2 separate regions of the Mus musculus genome follow, and region 1 is linked to region 2. A link is a contact called in ENCODE POLR2A ChIA-PET data. All regions are on one chromosome and are shown on one strand. Each heading gives the region's core, a stretch centred on a gene start or an enhancer-like site at or near the end of the contact. The rest is flanking DNA. Distances are from core to core; before and after follow the strand shown. Region 1 holds the start of Acbd6 (acyl-Coenzyme A binding domain containing 6). Region 2 holds the start of Qsox1 (quiescin Q6 sulfhydryl oxidase 1).

The links. ChIA-PET counts read pairs that join two places held with the same protein, here RNA polymerase II (POLR2A).
Region 1: POLR2A ChIA-PET joins it to region 2 with 12 read pairs in Patski. The contact joins the promoter of Acbd6 here to the promoter of Qsox1 in region 2. POLR2A ChIA-PET finds 5 or more read pairs at or near these places in 3 of 5 experiments (Patski and embryonic stem cell).

Annotation. Positions count from the first base shown.
Region 1 is chr1:155,556,690-155,560,300 of GRCm38, reverse strand. Acbd6 (acyl-Coenzyme A binding domain containing 6) reads right to left here and starts at 2,181. Exons shown (of 8, transcript NM_028250.3): 1 at 1,442-2,181. The coding sequence starts at 1,663.
Region 2 is chr1:155,811,114-155,814,962 of GRCm38, reverse strand. It overlaps Qsox1 (quiescin Q6 sulfhydryl oxidase 1), which reads left to right and starts at 2,064. Exons shown (of 12, transcript NM_001024945.1): 1 at 2,064-2,437. The coding sequence starts at 2,164.

The DNA.
Region 1 (3,611 bases), core at 932-3,431, 250 kb after region 2:
TGTTTGTTTCGAGACAGAGTCTTACCATGTTGCTCCATCTAGCCTGCAGCTTGCTGTCTTGATCTCATGGAGATAACCTGCCTTTGCTTCCCCAAGCCGCTGGGGTGAAGGGTATGTGCCAGCATACCTGGCATCACACAAAATCCTTGCACAGGGATATCTCTCAGTCCACATCATTACTAGCATGTGCTCATAATAACCATCAGTCCTGTAAGAAGACGTCCTCTACCCAGAATCTCAAGTTCAAGACTACAGGACAGTTCAGTGTGTAGCCAACCGTGCTTGCTACCAAGCCTGACAACCTTAGCTGAATCCCTAGGACCCACATGGTTAAAGGAGAGAGCCAACTCCTGCAAGTTGTCCTCTGACCTACACTGACACACACAAACTCAATAAAAACATAATTAGAAATACAGGAGGGTTCTCATGACTACCTTAAAAAAAAAAGAGTTCAGGAGAAATATATGTAACTATACCATAAGCATTTTTTTATTCTAATAAAATAAAAGAGACTACTATCCAGAACGTCATTTCTTTCAAAGTTCCAAAGAGCTGGGGTTTTCCTATTTTCCTAATCATCGATTTTCTTTTCACATTTGCATCTAGATTCCTTAACTAATCCTGTAAGCTTCTTAAAGGCAGTGTCATGATGTTCTTTCATCTTTGCATTCTCTATAGACAGAACACCCAGTGTTCTGCTGAACTGTATCTGTCCACTGAAGGAAGGCAATAGTCTTTCCTTCTGGTACCTAACCTTGAAAGATAAATTAGTCTTATGTTTATAACTCAAACCTGTCCTTACTTTATCGGGTAAAATTCAGTTTTAGAGACAAAAACTACACTTTAATTCTGATATATCCATGTAACTTTCTAAACTGCCTACTCCCCTGGGTTTTCTATTTGGAAATGAAAGTGATTCAGGAAGCTGAGTGGAGAGTTAGTTCATCACCAGACCTCCATGTTACCTGCATGGAGCCCTTAATTTTAAAAATGTGGAGGGACTATATCTAGCAGGACCAAATTCAGCCAAAAACATAACAACTATATTTAGAGTTCCTAAGAATCATAATAGTAATATTGTTAGCATCTTATACACAGTAATGTTCTCTTAAATTTCAAACTTATTATTAACATTACCATGTTTCCTATCACATGTCCTTCTGGCAACAGCGAATGCCAAATTTTATTTTATCATCCTCATTTTGTAAAGGTTCAGAGGCAAGGCCACTGAAACATTGTCATTCAGTGCCCGGCTACATAAATATTCGTTGGATATCAGAGAGATTATTCCATGTCCAGAATGATGCTATTCTCCAGGGTAAAAAACAAAAACAACAAACACACACATACAAACTTCATTACGCTCGACCATTAGCCACGCAATCTGCTACTAAGTTTTTGGAGGAAACAGCCCACGTCCTCTCATCCACCCATCTTTTACCTGCTTGAACCTGGCATACAGGTACAGGAGCTGCTCCCGGCTGGCTACCTGAACCAGGCCTTGGACGTGTGCGGCAGCCTTCTCAAACAGCTCGGCCAAACTCCGGGTCCCCTCGGCCTCGGGGGTCTGGAAGGATTCCATATCACCAGAGTCGTCCCCGGAGCTCAGTTCCCCACCGCTGTCGCCTGTGGTGGCCCCCGAGGGTAGGAACGGTGTGGCCATGTTCACTAGCTCGCTGTGGCCGGTCCTCCCCGGTGTGGCGCGGGTTCCCGGGCCTGATCCACCGGTCCGGGTGCGGAGCTCGAGCGGGAGTGGGAACGCAGTGAGCTGTCTGGCGGTCTCAGGTGATTCTGCCACTCCGCCTACCCGGGCGCACAGGACCGCCCCGTCCTCCCCCGGTTTCCCCTCGGGCTTCGCCCGGGTCGCTCCAACGGTGCGGGGTCTGGAGGCCGCTCGGCTGGAAGATGAGGGGAAGCCGGCGGCGCGGCGCGTGCGGCTGGGACGGGAGCTGGGAGGTGAAGCGGGGCGCGAGCTCGGCGGGTCGGACGCGCACCCGGGCACGCGCCGGTGGATACGGGGCCCCGCCTGCTCCGCTAGCGTGGGTTGCGGCGGCCGCGGTGCGGGATGGAGATACGGGCCTCGGTGACAGACAGGGGACGTCGCTCGTGGTTTTGGGGGGGACTTCGGAGTCACAAACTCCGGAACTCACCCGGATAGGGCCCCCAGGGGAAAGGGAAGGAGGCGGTCCATTAGTGTAGCTGCTAGAGTAGAGTCGCGGGAAACAGAGAGCTGAGGACAAAGGTTCCGCCGTTTCCTAACCACCCACTCTGACTTAAAATAGCGAGTCACCAACAGATGGAAACCTTCCTTCACTGCCCCACCGTGTGTCTAAATGGTTAGATGACTCTCTCCCATCAGTGTTTTGTTTTCCAAACTTGCTGCCCCCTCATTTCCCAGCGCTTTGAGAGAAGGCATCACCAGGCCCCCAAACCTGCATCATCTCATCTCAGTTGTGCCTCACCAGGCCCCCAAACCTGCATCGTCTCATCTCAGTTGTGCCTGTGCTTCTTGAAGTGAAACCCAGTTCTATAGCTCTGCCGGAAAGGAACAGATCTTTCCACGTCCAGCACACTGTCAAAAAGAAAAAGTGTATGCATACACAAAGTTCATTACGTCTACACGCAGACCGTGTACATTTGCTATCAGTTTTTACGAAAAGCACGTTTTGGTACTCTCTCCTGCAGGAATTTGAGAACCCCAATGTGGAATGTCGCTTGAAGAAACTGCTCTCAGTTTTTGGGGTGTCTCACATCAACTGTGTGTGTGTGTGTGTGTGTGTGTGTGTGTGTGTGTGTGTGTGTGTGTGTGTGTGTGTTGTTACTAGTAGTACTAGTAGTGGTGCTAGTAGTAGTAGTAGCTTTCACCAACCCAAAAGCTAAGAATGTCGTCAACTATCTTCTTGGGCCTGTAGGAAAGTTTTCCCCGTCTCAGTGTTACTGCTTCTCTGTGTACCCGCCAATGTATTTTTAGTTTGCTTTGATTTATGACTTTCTTTGTTCTGTAAAACTATGAAACTGTTTCCACATTGGAACTTGGAATTTGGGGTAACCTAAATTTGTAGTCACTCGAAGTGACTCCAGAATAAACTATTATTTATCTTTAAGATGAGTGTGGTGATTTGAGTAAGAGTGGCCCCAATAGGCTCATATACTCGAACGCGTGGTTATCGGGAAGTGGTACTACTTGTGAAAGATTAGGAGATAGGGCCTTGTTGGAGGAAGTGTGTCAATGAGCTTTCAAAAGCTCAACCCAAACCCAGTGGCTCACTCTTCCTGCTCCCTGTAGATCTGAGATGTACACCTCTCAGCTGCCTCTCCAGCACCACGTCTGCCTTCGTGCTGCCATACTTCCACCATGATGAAAATGGACTAACCCGCTGAAACTGTAAGCCAGCCCCAATTAAATGCTTTCTTTAATAAGAGTTGTGGTCATGATGTCTCTTCACAGCAATAGAAACCCTAACTAAGATAATGAGGGATGTGATTTTGGTATCAGCAGTGGCTAGTATGTTCTAAATATGGTAGAGACACACACTCATGTGTAGTCATTTATCACTAGTAGCTTAAAACTAATAAAAACACTAATAAACATAAGGCTAATAACAAAGAAC
Region 2 (3,849 bases), core at 815-3,314:
CCAGGGAGGAATGCCTACCACATGAGATGGCTTAGGGTCAGAGAGGAACGAACCTTCCACTTTACTTTGGTGATGTAATTTCCTTACGAGTTTTAAATGTGAGGCACAGAGAACCTAAATAGTTGAAGGAAGCAAAAGACCAGCTGTTGGGCCTCTTCCTGGAATGGTCTTACCTTAGACTGTCATGAAGTCCCCTCCCAAATGCCATTCTGGTGTTTCCTCATAAGAACTTCCTTAAAATTTGAACACCCCATGCCCAACCTTGGGGTTCTCATCTTTCAGCTACCTGGTTTCCACAGAGCTAGAACCCCAATTGTGCCAGGGGTGGTGATGGTAGGTAACACATGCCTTTAATCCCAGCATTTGAGAGGCAGAGGCAGGATTATCTCTGTGAGTTCAAGGCCATTCTGGGCTACACAGTGAGCTCCAGAATAGCCAAAGTTACATAATAGGCCTGCCTCAAAAACAAACAGCCCATATGCCAACAGACTTAAAATTATGCTTCCAACACCTGAGACCCTAAAATGCTGCCTTTCTAGCAACAGGCAGCACTTAGACACATAGCCTGCTCTGACCCTTTCCCAAGGTCTCTCTTTCTAGGAAGCGTGTGCGAGGCTCAGATATGCAAAGAAGGCTGTTAAAATTGTGCCCATAATGGAATACAACAGAGTGGAAACAGGAGGGAAACGAGGAAGGCAGGAACCAGTTACCCTCAAAGCCAACAAACTCTACTGGACATCTTGGGGGAATTCAAGAACTCCAGAAAAAAGAAACTGGTTTTCAGATTATCAGAAAGATCTAGATAAAAGGATAAGAAATTTATATAATAATTTGGTTGTTTTTATTTTTGAGACACTATGTAGCCCAAGTTGGCCTGGCATTCATATTGTTCCATCCCAGCCTACAGAGTATCTGAGGCTTTAGACATGCCCCACCATGCCCTTTGGTTTGTTATTTTTTAAGATTACAAACCTGTATTTGGTCTTCAGCGGTATTACTGACTCGGTCGGTCCCTTCAAATATCAGATGTCCCTGTCCCTGACCACCTCCTATTATAACCATAGCTCCCCTTGATATTTGTCATCAGTCAACCTACATTCACTTGCATACCATCTGTCCCCATTGTAAGTTCCACACCCCTCAGTCTTTTATCACCTCATTCTTAATATCTGGTGCATGACTGGCACAGAGACGTTACTCAGTTTCTTATGAAGGAAAGGAGTAACACACCTTAAGGGCTAGGCCAAGGGGTCACAGAGAGGGCTAACTAATCCAGAGATACAAAAGAAAAAGGCCAGTGTGACAATTCTGAGGATGACCTATTCACTTCAAGATATCTCACAAGGCACCCGAGGTACAAAAGGTGGCCATAGGAAAATTCACTATCACTTTCTTACTTGTGGACACAAGCTTAGTTGATCCGGATACTTGAGAGAACATAGGAGCATGAGGCTGAGTAGGCTGAGGGCAATATAGCATCTGAGCTGTGGGGAGGGAGTCCAACCTGAAGGAATCAACCCAACAAAGGGTGGAGGGATGTCAATGCCAAAGAAACCTTGACTCCAAGGCAGCAGAGCCCAGCCAACTGTGGGAGAGGGCGTCCTGTCCCCTCGTAGGAAGCCCTCCAGCAATAGCTCCCTAGACGGTGGGGCCTCCGGAGGCGTGCGTGCTTCTGGCTCCTGTGGGCCTTGACAATCACAATGTCCTACCTCCTGGCTCTTTTCTCCCACCTACTTCGAATTCCCAATGTGAAAACTGCGAGAAGGAGCCCCCTGGAACTTTCCAGGAACAAGATAAATCTGTAACGACTATGCCAACGGACTCCGCTTCCGTAGGATACGGGGGCCGAGAGCGGCCAAACGTTGCCCCGGCCCCCTCAACGACCTCGAGTGCGGCCTGAGGTCCCGGGCGGCACTCGTTTCCGGACCCAGCTCGGAGGTCTGGCTCGCCGGGGGATGGGAACCGCGGAGCGCCCACCAGCACCGGGACCCCGGCTCTGGCAGCTCACACGCTCGCAGGGGCGGTCCCGGGAGTCGGCCCCGCCTCGGGGCGGAGCCTCTTAGCTCCTCCTCCTCCTCCGGGGCGGAGGCTGTTGGTGCGCGGCAGGCTCCGGATACTGACTAGTCACAAACTTGAAGGAGGTGGACATTCAAGCCGCCTAGGATGAGGAGGTGCGGCCGCCTCTCGGGGCCGCCATCGCTGCTGCTACTACTGCTGCTGCTCTCGCCTCTGCTCTTCTCGGGGCCCGGCGCTTACGCGGCCCGGCTCTCAGTGCTCTACTCGTCCTCTGACCCGCTGACGCTGCTGGATGCTGATTCGGTGCGTCCCACTGTGCTCGGCTCCAGCAGCGCCTGGGCGGTGGAGTTCTTCGCCTCCTGGTGTGGCCACTGCATCGCCTTCGCCCCGACGTGGAAGGAGCTTGCTAACGACGTGAAAGGTGAGAAGTGGAGGCCTTCCCCGACCCACCGGCAGGTCCTGCCAACCGTCCCGCTAGCTCGTCCCCTCCCTCGCGGCTTCCTTGGTCCATCGCAGTCCCTCCCCTCCCCCAATCCATAGCCTTTAAGTTCTCCCTGGCCGCGTCCCCTCAGTCCTCTGCTCCTGCGTCTTCCTCTGACAAGTCTTTGTCTCTATCCTTCGAGAGGGTTTTCTTGTTCCCTGTGCTCTTCTCTGAGCCTTTCTCCAATCCAGCTTTGTAGCAGCCTCCTTCCTCATCCAGGGATCCCTTCTTGCCAACTTCCCTAGTAGTCGAGGTGGAACAGTGCTGGATAGAGAGTTGGCATTCATTCTACCGCCCCCACCACTTTTCTCCACCCCCCGTGGCAAGTTACATAGTTGGTATACACATTTCCTTTCTCATCCTTACCTATGAGGTAGATGTCTGTCTTCATCGGGTGGTTTTCCTCTTTGCCTGTCCAGTCCAGGCTTCTCTTGACCTGCTACCTCTAGCACCTTAGCTTCCAGGCCACATTCTTATTTCTCTTCTCCTTGGGTCTGGACTCGCTTAGACCTTAGCCTTTAAGCCCATGAGACTAAACTATATGTATGCCTGTGGTGTGTGATTGGCCCGTGCTCCATGCTCCAGTCACTGGTCTGGCTATTCCTCCATTCTAAAATGCCAATTACGGGACCCACTCTTCATTTAATTACAGCCTAAGGGGTAGCAGGATAAGAAAACCACCAAACGTATAGGGATTTTTAAAGTGTGCTGTATTATAGGAATGTTAAAATATTGAAAAATTAAGACTTGCAGATGAGGGAACATAATAATGGTAATTATTATAGACCAAGTGCTTAAATAGTAGACTCTGTACTGTGGACACGACAGAATTTCCTCTCTACAGCTTAAAGATTCCCTGCTATACACACATCTTTCTAACTCAAGTCAAGGGTGCTGGGGGTGGGTAAGGGGAGGGGTGGGGAGCAGGAGTGGCATGGTTGTGGGGACTGGTTCCTGACTTTGTCACTTCTCTGATGAGTGTGTTTCCTAGTTTGTGGTGCCAGGCAGGGGACTAGCAGAGCTCTTAACCCGAAGTAATAGTTGGATGAGAAAACTGTGTCTTAGTTAGGGCCAGGCGTTCTAGAGACAGGAAAACTAGCCCCTCAGCCCCTCTCCTGTGTAGTTGATGGTTCTCCACAAGCTCAGATGGGTGTAAAGAGCGCCTTTGTCCAAGGTCATCTTGGACTTCATCTCCCCCTCCCCTGAGCGGCTGGCAAAGTGCTTACTGAAGTGGTCTCATGGAATGGTGTGTAGTTTTCAAAAAAAAAAAAAATTTTTTTTTTTCTTCAAGACAGGATTTCTCTGTGTAGCCCTGGCTGTCTGGGAACTCACTCTGTAGACCAGGTTGACCT